2 separate regions of the Mus musculus genome follow, and region 1 is linked to region 2. A link is a loop called in an ENCODE intact Hi-C map of the cell type or tissue named here. Cell type or tissue: gastrocnemius. All regions are shown on one strand. Links, peaks and the distances in the headings refer to the core of each region. The heading gives the core; the rest is flanking DNA.

The links. Peaks named below come from ENCODE experiments on the same cell type or tissue, not always from the same donor. Only the 100,000 strongest peaks of a DNase experiment are listed, where the experiment ranks them.
Region 1: a loop joins it to region 2, with 2.8 times the contacts of the local background. A loop is called at or near these places in 5 of 42 quality-filtered maps.

What each region holds. Positions count from the first base shown.
Region 1 is chr4:101,466,435-101,473,951 of GRCm38, forward strand. Ak4 (adenylate kinase 4) reads left to right here. Exons shown (of 5, transcript NM_009647.5): 5 at 1-1,337. Among named protein-coding and RNA genes, the nearest start is that of Ak4, 50 kb to the left of the region's middle. In gastrocnemius, for the core only: a CTCF peak has its summit at 4,302 (motif pointing right); a DNase peak (open chromatin) is centred at 2,987.
Region 2 is chr4:101,644,261-101,651,777 of GRCm38, forward strand. It overlaps Leprot (leptin receptor overlapping transcript), which reads left to right and starts at 3,523. Exons shown (of 4, transcript NM_175036.4): 1 at 3,523-3,565. The coding sequence starts at 3,550. In gastrocnemius, for the core only: no CTCF peak of the experiment used is centred there; DNase peaks (open chromatin) are centred at 3,058 and 3,442; H3K4me3 peaks cover 2,205 bases; H3K27ac peaks cover 2,245 bases.

The sequences.
Region 1 (7,517 bases), core at 2,740-5,239, 180 kb before region 2:
GTGAGGGAGACAGGAAGCCATTGCCCAGGACTCCATCCTGACTCCCTCTAGTGACAGACAGGAAGCACAGTGTCTTTTAATAAAAGGCTCCTGTTTAAAACCTTTGCAGGGAGTACCGCACCTTCTCTCTGGGATTTGGGAAAAGGGAAGAAAAATTGAAAACCCCAGGCTCTGTGTGGACTGCAAGAAATGGTAGAGCTCAAGGCTTCTCTAGTCTTATGAGAACTTGTACTACTGAATTTGCGAATTTTGTTTTTTTGAGCTGGACCGATCTCTGGGGGACGACGTTGAGCTAGGATGGCATTTCACTGTGATCCCCCAAGTTCAAGCCAGTCTTTAACTCAGTGTTGGCTTAAGTTTCCCTGGAGCTGGCACGTCAGCTTTTCTTCAGTGACAGTTGGTGTTCCTCTTGATTTGGGTATATGTGCTTAGTTCAGAGTCTGTTCTGTATCTGCTATCCTAACTATTCATTGTATTCATTGATTTTTGTTTTGTTTTGTTACCTTGCTTGAAGATTGATTTGTATTGAATTTGATAGAAATAAATGTTTTTTCCGCTTAATATGTGATGGAATTTCATAAATGCATTATTCTCTGTTTTGCTGTTTATACCCTGTAAAGCTTCACAGGCTCTCTCTGATTTGTACCACTTGGGAGTTCTTCTGTTATCCACAGTTGTCGATAATCTGCAAAAAGAGGCAAACAGTGTAACAACCTACACAAAGTAATGATGGTGAAGCAAACATGCCTCGGGTTCTGTTTGTTTTCCCACTGTATCGTTGCTATGTCCTTGTGCCCTCCTGTTCCCTGCTTGCCCCGTCCTTTACCTGTTAAACCCGGAGCCCTTTGCGAGGTTGTCTGCTGAACTGGGGCTGTAAGAAGTTCCTAAGTGCCCTTTCAGAAGAAACCTGAGAGAATGAAGGCATAGCCCTTTTCCCAACCCTGGTATGGCCGCCTCATCTATGGGGCCTTCCATAGCTGAAACCCACTGAAAGCAAGTTCTAAACTCACGTGTCCAGGCAGGATCGGAAAGTCCATCTGGATAGGATGACTGTGTGGTAGGTTGTCATATGGTCGAGATACTCACACTCCCTCACTGGGAGAAGTTTACATCCCTGCTCTCTGGGCTTCTGCATACTGGGGCATTCATTGCCTTGCTGGGGGCATTAAAATGAGTAGATACACTGTGCCACTTTAGAGCTGGTACTGGAAGAGTCAGAGGTCTTGTAGTGATATGGGCAATGCTATGGATTCTTAAGGGGGAAACAGAGAGCAGACATGTACCCAGTCCATAATGGGCGAGTAGTATCTGAAAATAAAATTGGGGTTTTAAAAGCCATGGAGACCTAAGTTTAATTTAGCTTTCAAAATATTTGTGTTGTACCTGTATCAGAGGGAGAGCCGGAAGTCTGTTCTCTTCCCATGTAGGTCCAGGGGTCAAACTTGGGTTATCAGGTTTGATGGCAAGCACTTTTGCCTGCTGAGCCATCTTGTTGGCTCTGGGTTAGTCTATGACTGCAAGATGGCGTAGCCTAAGTGGACGAAGGGAGCTGAGCCGAGCAGTGTGTCTTGTCATCCAGCTATTGATTTAGCAAACCTCATTACATTCCAAGCATACAAAAGTAAATAGACTTTTGCCCTTGATGTCCCCAGCTGTCTGGAGAACATGTGTGATTAGAACTATTAGAACTAACCCATTCACTGAGAGAGAGAGAGAGAGGGGGAGGGAGGGAGGGAGGGAGGGGGGGGGAGAGAGAGAGAAGAGAAGAGAAGAGAAGAGAAGAGAAGAGAAAAGAGGGAGGGAGGGAGAGAGAATAGCAGTAACTAACGCTTAGCTAAGGAAGAATTGATATTTGAGCTGAGGTTTGCTAGGAGGAGTCCAGGCAGATGTAGTAGTAGGGTGTGCAGGGAGGGGGTCTGAGTGCATGACTGGCCAGGTGGAGGCCGCCTCAGCAGCCTGGGGGACAGGTGAGGCGGAATGGAAAAGACCTTGGAGTTTGCTGGTGGGAGACAGTGTAGAGGGCCAGAAACTATGCCATATTTACATGACAGTAAGTGACTCTGCCACTGACATGAGCTAAGGAGTTGAGTTGGAGGGGGTAGTTAGGCTGCAACAGGAGGGAAAAAGGGTACATGCTCCAGTGGAGACGTGAGGAGAAGATGAGAAAATGGCTGTAAGCTTGAGGCAAGAGGGAAAGATGCTCTGTTGCGAAGTAGCAAGCTACCGCTCCTAGCCTGTTGCCGCCACTAGCAGAGTGTGGCCTGTGGTGGCCCCATCATTCCCTTTCCTCAGATAAACCTGTACAAGGTGTATATTTAACATTTCAGAAATTTAAATACTGCATCGGCCAAGCAGCAGAGCCTTGTGGGCCAATTTTAAGTTAGGCAAGATAAAGGAACGAGGGTCATCTGGTGACTAGACCAGTCTGAGATAGGGGTTAGGTTTTGTGTGTTACAGATGGGGAGACAATCAAAAACTGTCAGGCCTTAGAATTCTGGGTAATATGTGTGCCAGAGAGCACTTTTTTTTTCGTTTTGTTTTGTTTTATTTGGGGGTGGGGCGGGGTTCGAGACAGGGTTTCTCTGTGTAGCCCTGGCTGTCCTGAAACTCGCTCTGTAGACAAGGCTGGCCTCGAGCTCAGAAAGCCACTTGCCTCTGCCTCCCAGGTGCTGGGATTAAAGGCGTGCGCCACCACTGCCTGGGCACAGAGCACTGTATGCTTCAATCACTGGTTTGTCCCACTACTGTTCAGCTGGGTATATCTACCCTACTTCACTCTGATGCAGGCTGGCTTTGACCTCTGTAGCAATGGTCTTGGTTCAGCCTCCCACAACACACTCCTGTTTCATACTAATTTTAAGCCATGAACCTATGAGCATCCCAGTAATGAAGTAGCAACCATCGCCAGACTTGAGGAAACCAATTTAAATCGTGTATGCACAGAATGCACTTGGAGACACTCGAAATGCAGGCTGTCTGATGCCAGCAGTTGGCCATGATCCAGTGATAACCTGACTCGTGACGAACCTGAATGGTAAGTTCAGCCAAGCCTGGCCACTCAGTAAATGGTTAAAGAAACCTCACTTAGAGACTACTCAGCTCTTCTCCCTCATTTTGACTCCCATTATCCAGGTCTTGACCACATAGCCCAGCTACTTTGAGTCTTAGTTAAGATGAGAAAAAAAATGGGATACAGAGCTATATGCCACATGAGCTGAGAAGGAACTAACCCGTTGGGTTTCTCCTGCATCAGTCTTTTCTCTTGGCCAGGGCTCTGGCGTTGGTGCCTTTCACAGGCCTGGAAAGCCTCCAAGCAGAGAGATTGTCTCACATCTGATCATGGACTTTCTCTATCCCACCATCTAAGGTGATGGAAGAACAGAGTTTTCTAACAAGGAGTGATCAGGAATGAAGAGATGAACTGCTGAATTCAGATCTAGGAGGCTAGAGCAGCTGCTGTCTTCAGAGAGATCGTCTACATACACAGTCTAGCTATATCTATTGTAACATCATTAAGAATAGCATTGCATACTCATATATATATAATAAATATTTAAAAAAAGAATAGCATTCCAGATGACTGGACACAGGGACAGCAGGACAAACAGACTACCCTGAAAACATTGGTCATAGGACTTTTCACAGTATTGAGCCAACATGGTGAGTAGGAGGAAGGACAACATTGCTTCGACCTGAGAGCCATTTTCTCTCTCAGCGTATTTAAACTTGCCCTCTATTCGCTCACTTACTTGTTTGGCTCTCCTTGTCTTAGTTGGTCTGCCCGTCTTCGGTTTAACTTGAGGAACTGGTACATTGCCACAAGAGACGTCCTGCCTAAAATTTTATCAATGTTGGTATTTGCAAGTTTTGTCAAGAAAACGAGGACTCTGAAAATAATAGCCACGTAGAAGTCTGAGCCGTTCCATACATCCTTCAAAAAACACAGAAACGAATAAAAGCAGGATGACATTATTTAATTCATTTATAGCCACACAATACTGCAAATTCCTGTTTCATTTGAGTGAAATGAGTGAAATACCTGAATCAGGACCAGCTCTGTTGCTCTTGTGGAAGACTTACAGGAGAAAAACCCATAGAAACAAAGATACCAGGAAATCTAAGGCATCAGACTTGCCCTAGCACTGACCCAAAAGGTACTGTTCATTAAGGAATATATTTCAGGAGGCTGGGCCTGTAGCTCTCTTTGAAGATGGTTGTATACTATGGTCGAAGTGGTGTTTGAAGTTAATAAACAATAATATAAAAAAAGAAATGTATTTCAGCGCACCAACAGAAGAGGGTGCTGTTCAGCAAAGCTCCATCATTGCTGTAGAAACACCTCGGGCAGGAACATACAACATCTTGAGATGGAGCAGAAAAAGCAGCCACGAGCCACACAAAATTATTCTTGCAGTGTGTGTGTGTGTGTGTGTGTGTGTGTGTGTGTGTGTGTAGTTGCCACTGCTCACGTGTAGAAGTCTGAGGACAGCCTGTGGTTCTCTCATTTTACCATGTGTATCCTTGAAATCAAAGAGGAACTTGGCAGTATCTTTATCCCCAGTCATCTTTCCAATAACCTACAAATTACTTTTAAAAGGAAATAGATTGGGAATCTAAGTCCTATAGCTGATAAAGAATATCCAAGACCTAACTTCTGAGCAGAGGGAACTGTAGTACACCCTCACTCCAGCATGGACAACATGGGTCAAACAGAATCAGGAGCAACAGCAGAGACGTACGTGCAGAACAGCACCATTCAGAAATTCAGTCCTGAGCAGAACACAGGGAAAAACCATAAGAGTTGAACGAGGAGCGTGAACTGAGACAAGGGTCCTGAGAAAGAATTTACAGGGATGTGATAGAGTCCAGATTCAACAGGACATACAAAGATGATGTGGACATAGAGGATGCAAACTCATAGGATTAAAACAGAATGGTAAAAAGAAGAAATGTTCAGAGAGAAAACAGCTATAGGGGATGGAGAGGGCCCAACACATTCATAAACGAATCCCCCAGAGGAAAACAAAACTGTGACTCAAGACCAACATTCTAATTTATAATGCACCATAGCTTATAAAAATAGGTTTCAGAATCCTGAACATGTATGTATATATCTATAAAGCATGTTCTGGAAAGTCAAGATTTAACTCAGAGTGCTTAGCTTTAAGACATTCTTCAAGCAACAGGAACATGTGAGCATCTGTGCAGAAAGTCCAAGCAACTCATAATAGGCAAGACAACGAGGGGATAATACTGAAGAACAGAAGCATCCAGCTCGCTGGCCCTCATTGTCAGGGATATGGATAAGGAGTCTTCAATACACAACACATATTCTGATGCATGGTCCTCATGTTGGACTCTGTTACTCACTACTCATAACACACAACTACATACTCCTGCTGTTAATACATCATCTAAACCAGGGTGGAATGAATAGGAGGGAAGACAGCCAGAACTGTGGTGTGTATACACTTTATTTAACTTGAGACTAAAATAAAAGTAGGCATAGAGCAGTAGAAGTGGTGTGCAAAAGAAGAAAATGAGAAAGAAGCAAAACAGGAGAGTACGCTAAGCAACTCAGTTGCTGTCTTAGGGTGAACAGGTACCATAACCAAGGCAACTCTTATAAGGACAACATTTTGTTGGGGCTGGCTTACAGGTTCAGAGGTTCTGTCTATTATTATCAAGATGGGAGTATGGCAGCATCCAAGCAGGCATGGGACTGGAAGAACTGAGAGTTCTACATCTTCATCTGAAAGCTACTAGAAGACTAGCTTCCAGGCAGGGTCTTAAAGTCCACGCCCACAGTGACACACCTACTCCAACAATGCCACACCTCTTAATAGTGCCACTCCCTGGGCAAAGCATATTCAAACCACCACAGTTGCTATGTAGGAAATAGGTGAGATTGGAAGGGTTTTGTTTAAAGTTGACAAATGAGCTAGTTCAAGCCTCAGTAAAAACAAGATAATCAGCTCCCTTCATGCCAGGATGGTTTTGCAGGGGGAGGAGAGGCAGTTAGTGGGACTGGCTGGAAAAGACAACACTGCATTAGCAGGGAAGCAAAGGGCTTAGATCAGTCACCAGGGTGGAGGTTTCTTTCCCTTCTCGTTTTAAAGATTGAACTATGGGGATGAACTCTAGCGCTCTCAATACACTCTTTGTCATTGTCATTAACAATCAACCTACCAAGAGAGTCATCTTTGAGCCACTTTCCCAAATTTGTGCCCCCAAACGTGCGAATTTTTGTTATCTTTTTATAGAGTTGCAAGGGATTGGGGTTCAGAGGCAACTTCAGTGAAGGGCCTGGAAGAGAAGGAGTATGTGTGAAGGAATTTTTAATATAAGAATTTTGCTGTTAAATACAGAATTTCTCTCAGTGGTCAACAAAGGGATGGATGAAATAGCTCCCAGAACTTTATAACATGGAAACTGGCTCCACAGTGTGTTGAGAATTGTGCTGGCTTTGGGTAGGTGATCTCAGGTCAAGAAGCTGTGTGAGAGTTATAAGAGCAGAAAATAGATGCAGCCAGCAAAGCCTTTGCCAAAGAGTGACTCACTAGTGGGGAGCTGCTCTCCAAATCTAAAGTTAAGAAAAGACATAAACAGTCACAATCTTTACCGTCACTGTCATTCTCATGGCTCAAGTGACTCGGTGTTCTGATTCCGAAATGCTTCTGAAGGGAAATTAAAAGAGGGGGAGGGAAGGAAGAAATAGGAAAAAAATTCCTGAAACCACAAATAAGAAAAGAAGTCCAAGAATAACATCTAGTGAAGTTGGGGCTGAAAATCTTGAAGAATGGCCTTAGTCCCTTCTGTCTGTTGTCCATCTGGAAGAGACTCCTCTACCAAAAGACAGATTCCTAGCAAGGGAAAACTCTTCCTAAAGCCAATGACAAGACAAGACAAAAATGGCAGGAGTGGGTGGAGGACAGAGGGTGCGGTCCATTTGATGCCCAGCCTTTCCTGCAGAGATGACTCTGCGTTGCTGGGCCTCACAGGGATAGTAGAGGAAGAGGACATTACTGACTCCCGGGATGCAGATCAAGGGCCCATTCCAGACACAGTGAGAGTCTTCAACATTAGAGGCCAGCGACTCAGAGAGCACAGGACACAAGAGTGTCAAGTGACAAAGGATGGATGGAAGGGGGAAAGAGCGAGCTGAATGAAATAAAAATTTAAACTGATCATAGACACAAGTCCAGATGGAAAAGAGAAAAGGAAGAGAAGGTTAAAATCATATCTGACTGCCAAAAGAAAGACATCAGAAGAAATTTAGAAGATAAATAAAAAAAACAAACAAAAAGTGAGGAAAGTGGGTATCTTAGTTAGGGTTTCCATTGCTATGAAGAGACATCATGACCAAGGCAACTCTTAAAAAGGACAACACTTAATTGGGGCTGGCTTACAGGTTCAGAGGTTCAGTCCATAATCATCATGGCGGGAAGCACAGTAGCAGCCATGCAGCCATGGTGCTAGAGGAGCTGAGAGTTCTACCTCTTGATATGAAGGCAGCC
Region 2 (7,517 bases), core at 1,957-4,456:
AGATGCTTGTTTCTGTTAGTGTCATAGCACAATTCTGTTTAGGATGCACTGTGACCTTAGAGCCTCCTCTGGGGCAGATGTGTGACCTTGTTGTGCCCTTACATGTGTGGCGCTGTAAGATCTGGAGTTTGAGAAGGGTATTTTCTGTGGACTAGGGGGAGGTGATACTATTTATTATAAACTTACTAATATTTGCTATATCAGGGCTCAGAAAATGACTACAAACTACAGATTCCAGAACCCAAATTTCTCCTATCTCCCTTCTTCTTTTCTTGTATCTCTCATTCTTTTCTAGGCAGATCATAGAGACTAGAATTCATCTTTGCCAAGGCAGGTCATTGAAACCACACCTTTTCCCCAAAGCCAGATGTAAAAACGAAAATCACTCCCAATCTCCTCCCTTTTGCCATAAGAGTTGGCCACCTGAAGTCCTCTCTCATTCTCTGTAGATCACAAGGTCTCTTTTCCAGGGAAGGGTCTTGTGCCATATCTGGAGGGAGCGCTGCACAGAGCAACCAAGAAGAATGAATAGACAGACCCTTTGGATTCCTCTCTTAGTCCATTACTGTTCGGCCAGTCTCTTTCTGGCCCATAATCTTTCTGTGTGGCTGCCAATGCTTCATCAAACCTAAACATAAGATTGCACAGTACACACAGACTTCTTGAGTCTTCTTCAGCCTGCAGGCTTCTGTGTCATTTCAAACTATGATCAAATAAATTTGCTATGATTTTTTTATGTTGTAACCTGCCTTTTGCTATAGTTGTATTGGCCATGAAACTTTATGAATGGTAAAGGGATCACCCCTTTTTTGTTCCCAGAGTTAATATAATCAACCCTTGGTATATGCTATAGATGAGACACTAGTAAATATGTATATTAATATGAAATCAATGAATTGCTTTGAACTCTCTTAAGATAAGGTTTTACTGTTGTTTCTCCTCACTGTCAACCCCTGCCTCCTCTGGGCATAAGATCTACTATGAGAAGAAAGCAACTGATTAATTGCATTAGTGTTTCAAGACTTGGTCTCAGCTTTCCTGTTCCGTGTCACTATTTGAGCTTGAGTTTTACCAACTGTCTTAGTTAGGGTTTTACTGCTGTGAACAGTCACCGTGACCAAGGCAAGTCTTATATAGACAACATTTAATTGGGGCTGGCTTACAGGTTCAGAGGTTCAGTCCGTTATCATCAAGGCAGCAACATGGGAGCATCCAGGCAGGCGTGGTGCAGGCAGAGCTGAGGGTTCAACTCCTTCATCTGAAGGCAGCTAGTGGAAGACTGACTTCCAAGCAGCTAGGGTGAGGGTCTTAAGCCCCCATGGTGACACAACTACTCCAACAAGGCCACACCTCGTAATAGGGTCACTCACTGGGCCAAGCATATACAAACCTTGCACCGACTGTAAAGTGGTGATAATAAAATCTAGTTCGTAGCCTTTGATACTTGAACTCAAGGAGGAAACCCTAAGATTCATCTTAAGGACTCTACTCTAGTCACAGGCAGTCAGACAGTGGCCCAGGTTAAACAGCTGAGTAACATAGGAGGGGGCTGGTCGGAGGGAGATGCAGGTTCCAGTGGCTTTTCTTCTTGTGGAAATGTGGAATTGGTGAGTAGGATGGTTTTTGGTGCAACATCTGGCACAGGAAAAGTCCACTTTCTCAGGTAAAGTACTCAGTCCAGTTGTTGTTGGCAGAAAGCAGTCGGAGAGAAACAAACAGTGTGGTTGAGGGTGGAAGGAGAGTGGGACGGTTTACATCACATAATCTCTTTATTTAAGGTGGGAAAAACCTACCTCCTCACTAACAGATCTCAGTGCTTATAAAGGAGAAGTTAAAAACACAGGTCTGGCAGAGCAATTTTCTGAGTGCTTTTATAGGCACCATAATCCCCCATTTTCACCAGGTACGTTGTCCATGATGCTGGCACATGCCTGACACTGCAGACCCTGTGTACAAGCTTCATCCTGTACACACTCTCAATGGTACAATGGCTTAACTTGTTGTAATGGTTACAATAGTATTAACAGTCTAAAGGAGAACAATTGCTCTATTGTGGTAAGTTATGCAAATGTGCCTCTCAGAATCACTGATTGTATACTAGGTTCTTAGCAGATTAAGCATATATATATGTATATACATATATATGTGTATATACATATTTTCCTTTTAAGTTTAGAACTTCGTGGGTTTTGACTTTCTAACCTTGTCTAAAGAGCTGTTTGGTTCAGTTCCTATTCTTTCTGAACTGCTTTCTGTAGAGGACTTGGACTACTGGATGGTTTCTAAGATGAAGGAAGATTCCACTGAAGAAGGTAAGAATAAGATGGATCTGGAGGAGTGAAAATTGGCCTTAGTTACTTGCAGGCCTGCGTTTATTTAAGGACCTAAAGAAATCCGGACCCACAGAGTTTGTAATGAATGAGGGGGATAGACGGACGCGGTAGTTTACACAAAATGTTAATGTAGTTTGCTACAAAGCAAGCAAATCTATACAAAAGTCAAAGATCTTACATAGGGATATCTCTAATCCTGATTTCTGGTGCTGTCACTCACTCCCGATCTCTACTATATCAGCCACACACTCTCAAAACAAACCACACAGGCACACAGGAAGAGTCGTCCTGGAAGGTAACCTCTCCCCATCCTTATCCCGTGCCCCACTTTTTCCACCAGTCCTTTCAGGCAAGTTTCCTAACAGCCAGCCAGGGTGATGGTGAGCATCTAGAATCTCCTGAGGCAGAGCCTGGGCCCCAAGTCACGACAGTGAGGAAGGGATGGACCCCAGATTGAGAAACAGGGCTGAGATGTCTCAGAATCCAGGATCCCCCGAAGAGTTAAAATAAAGGAGTTATTCTGAAGTAATCAAAGTGGGAGGGGGCTGAGACTAGGAGCGGAGTTCCCGGCCAGCGGGGCGGTGCTGAACAAACTGGGAGACTACTGGAATGAAGTTCTGAGTGGCAGGAAGTAGGACCAGTAGAGTCCGAGCTATGAGTGGCGGAGGCGGGATCAGTCCAATGGGGTGGAGTTCTGCATGGCGGATTGGGATCCGTGCTGGCAGGGACTGAGCTCAGCCAACTGGGGGCGGAGTCCGCGAAGTGGAGGAAGGCGTTGGGGGAGGGTCTCCATGAGCTGGAGGCAGGATTATGTGCCAGAGTGGCGGAACTGTGGGCCGAGCGGAACCGGGCCCGGCAGAGGAGGAGCTCAGAGTGGCAGGGATCAGAACCAGTATAGGAAATACTGAGTGCCTGTAGGGCAGAATCTGGCATAATTGGGTGTGAGGTTGTAATTGGCAGAATTCTAAACCAGTAGGAATCAGGTTCTGCATGGATGGTGGGATTGGGCTTCTGGGGGCGGGAAGCCACGGGATGGGGCGGAGTCTAAAATCAGGGGCGGGGCCTAATGAAGGGGCGGGGCTCCGTTGGTTGGGTAGGAAGTCAATACCGTCAGGGGGCGGGCCGGGCTTTGGATTCGCGCGCCGGCCCTGGCTAGTCTGGGTGTGGGCGGCTTTTGGAGAAAGCCGGAAGCAGCGACAGCCCCAGCTCCAGAGACATGGCGGGCGTTAAAGGTACACTGCGACCCTCGCCCGCGGCTAGTGGGTGGGGTCGCTCCTGGCTCCAGGCTGCATGGCGAGCAGCCTGTGTGCGGGTGTGCGAGTTCCTGCAGACCGCGGCCTCCCGAATGCGCGGCAGAGGTGTTTTGCGGAGCCTATAAACGCTCGCGCCCACGCCCACGCCCGTCAGTTCCCAGGCGGGGGCTTCTCCCGTGGGCTGTACGTTCCACAGTGGTCCCCTGGGCTTTTCAGTTCTCCGTAGGTCACATCAGGGTCCCACATCCTCACCTTCCTGCCCCGCCGCAGTTTCCTGTGGCTTACAGAGGAGCCTTTGTGTCCAGGATGTGTGTTGGAAACTTGGTCCTGTTGTTCCCTTACGGTTTTTCTCGCTGGGCAGAATAATTTCGGGCGTGTGGCACTTTGGAAAGTAACCAGAAATACCCTATTCGACGCAACCTTGGGGCTGCAATTAGATGGGATTTTAACAAGACTTTTCTTGAGTGTTTACTGGTCTGTGAACAGAGCAGTATGTGCTGTTTGTGTTCTTGAATGGTGATGAAAGGAGGGTACCGAAAGATTATCACCCTGATCTGTGTGAATGCAGAGCTTTGGGCGTTGGGTGGGGACAAAGTTACTGGAAGGCTTCCTGGTATTTGGATTTCTGGTCATCCGCACAGAGAAGACTTAATTTATCTCTGTGTTGGACTTCCTTTCTTTGAAAACTATCCACAAAGACCTTCCCACTCACCAACATCTGTAAGATGGATACAGTGTATACTCATGTGGATGCACTGTACATTATCTGTGCACAACTAGTAACAGACATAGCTAACCATTTTGGGGGGACTTTTGTATTTCAAATCAAAGTAAACATGGTTTACTTGGGCAATGTCCACTGTATGACGTATCCATTTGAAGACAGTGTAGAAAGCATGTAAAATTGTGTCTCACTACTACAGAGTGTTCAGTCCTGGACAGAAAGTACAAAGTAGCAACAGTAATTTATGGGCCTATGTAGTGAAAAGGAACAAAGGCTATGAAGTAGACAAGAGCACAAGGAAGTAAAACTTTGCCCATAATTCAACTGTTATTGAGAAACTATGCTGGAGACTTGGGATAAAAGATAAGTGAGAAGTTTGGACTGAGTTGATTGCCGAAAATAATTATATTGCTGTGTAAGAAAATGATGTGTGCTCTGACAGTTGAGAACATAGAGATAATATAGTGGAGGGAATCATGTTGCTCCAAAAGATATGTTTTAAGTTGTAACTCCCTGCTGCCAAATGAGGGTGTGGCCTTGTTTGCAACTAGCAGATGTTATCAATCTAAGGTTGCCTTGTGTGATGTCCTTCAGATAAGGGGGGAGGGGGAAAGCACAAAGTAAGGATTGAAGCAGAGGGCCCCAAGATGGCTTGGTAGGAAAGGCACTTGCTGTCGAGCCTTAAGACCTGCGTTTGATCCCTGGGACCTACCTGGTTGAAGGAGAGAACCAACTCGAACAGGTTATCCTCTGACCTCCACACTTGCACACGCAGTATGGTGCATGGCTACAAGTAGATAGATAAACGTAAATAAGTAATTTTTTAAAAAGTAAGAGAAACTGGAGTGCCGTAGCTGCAAGCCAAGCAGTAGTATAGACATAGCAGCACTGGGCAAGGAAGTTTGTTCTCTTCAGAGACGCCTTAATTTTAGAAGCCTAACTTCAGAACCGAGAGAATTCATTCCCTTTGTTCAGAGCCACCCAGATTGTAGTAGTTCGATGTGAAGCTAATATGAATGACCACTCTATGGGGGGAATAGAAGAGGCGATAGTTATGCTGAATTTACAGGACTCTGTAAGGCTTGGGTTAAGACCAGGATATATTCATGACTGGGGCAGAGGCCATGACAGAACACATCTTATTCTTCTCATTTTCCCAGGCTCTTGGAGGCAGAGTAGGGAGGATTGAAGCTGGAGAAGGTAGGGGTCAGATGGTAGTGAGCCTCTAGTGACAACATGCAGGCTGTGAACACATTTGCAATGGGTAACACACACAAGTACCTACTGATGTAGGTGGAGGAAGGACTGGAAGAGGCTCAGTTTGGCAGCAGACAGCGAGCATACATCCAGGCTACCCTGCGCAGAGTTCAAGAGAAGACGGGAGTTTTGAATGAAGTCTCGGTAAAATGAGTTATTTTGATTTGCTGTAGAGCACAGCTCTGGTTTCAGCCCTCTAAGATTGGTCTTCAAGAGAAGATGAAGCGTGTGTTGGGAGGGTGGGGGTGGGGGTGGGGTGGGGTGGGGTGGGAGAAGGAGGTTATTTTGCATGTTGGATTTGAGCTCCTTCTTGGCTTTGGCTCTGTGGCACAGTAGTCCAGATTAGAAGTGGAGTTCTTAGGATCTCTTGTGGGCCGGAGCCTTGCATTTGGGTTGAACTCAGCTTTTCAGCAGTCATGTGTGAAGCGAAAAGAGATGGACTTGAATTGTTGGTTAACTCCTACTGTAATTAAGAAATGGCAGTGTGCTGGCAAGATGGCTTAGCAGGTAAAGGCTTGCACACAAGCCCAGTGATCTCAATGCAATCCCGGGATCCTATGGGAAGGTGGAAGGAGAGTACTGATTTCATAAGATTGTCCTGTTTACATGTGATATAGCAATATACACCCCCATTGATCATATACTCAGTTTGAGAAGAGAGGGGGTAGGCAGGAATACAATTTCTAAACACACACACACACACATGCACATGGCTTGAAGGCAACCAGCAGAAATAAAGTTGTGAAATTTGAGAGATGGTTTGGGAACAGAAAGAAGAAGTAGGTGTGTGGTTCGCATGCTGTAGGTTCCCAGCTGAAAGAGCGAATGTTGTAGGTAGTCTGATACAGAGAAGGGTCAGGGCTACAAGGGAAAGCCCAGGCAACTTCTGAACTGTAAGTATTTGTCCATTAAAAATACCATATTAAGAGGAAAAGATACAAACTACTATAGAAATTCCTTCGTCATCTCCTGACATCTGTATTCACCAGGTTTCTTGGAAGGGATATTAGTATCTTTCTATTAGACAGCTTCCCTAAATATCTTAAGTAAAAGAAAGCAACAACAACAACAACAAAATCTTAATAAGTCAGTGACTAATTATATTAGGGATTTTCAGAAGACAATTGAAATGACCCAATGTCTTGTGCTTTGAGATATCATTTTATCAAATAATATAGCTAGGTGAGTGGAGACCTCCCATAGCCAGCATTGGTTGAGCCTCTTTTGCCAAGCACTGTGTATAGATTACCTAACCTAATTTCCATAAACCCGGTGAAATGGGACCATCTTTGTCATTTTACAAGTAAGAAACTAGGCTCAGAGAGATCCAGCTGCCTGAAGTCATACAACCAACTGGTTGCAGAATGACTATCTGAAACCATTTGGTGGCTGAGAGTCCACCTGATGGGCTTCACATAGCAAAGTGGAAAGGGCAAATTCATATGTTCAGATGTGGGTTCAGTGTGGGTAGGGAATAGATACAGTGGGTGGTCGTTGGGAATTGTTTCCTATGGAAGCATGGAGGCACTCTTCCAATACTTGAAGTGATTGTAGTTTGAGCACATGGAGACTATTTGGGATCTAATCAGGGAAAGAGAGCAGTCAGCGTTCAGAAGGTGTCAGCATAACTGCCTACGGTTGTGAGTTCCCTTCACCGCTGTTGACAAGCTTCGCTGACTGACTGTCCTCGTTTGGCAAATATAGAGAGAACCCATGTAGTAGTGGCAGGCTGCTGGGGTGGCAAGAGATCTTTCCACCTTTGGTGGTAAAGTGGTGGACAGAGGCAGGTATCTTAATCACTTTGGGCTACTCTACCAAATGAACCAGAAACTGTTAGGCTAAATGACTTAATCCTGAGTTCGGAAGGCTAGGAAGAGACAGAGCAGAAAAGGAGAGCTGTAGTTTGTTTCTCTCATGTTAGGACATTGATTCTGTCAAAAGAACTCTACC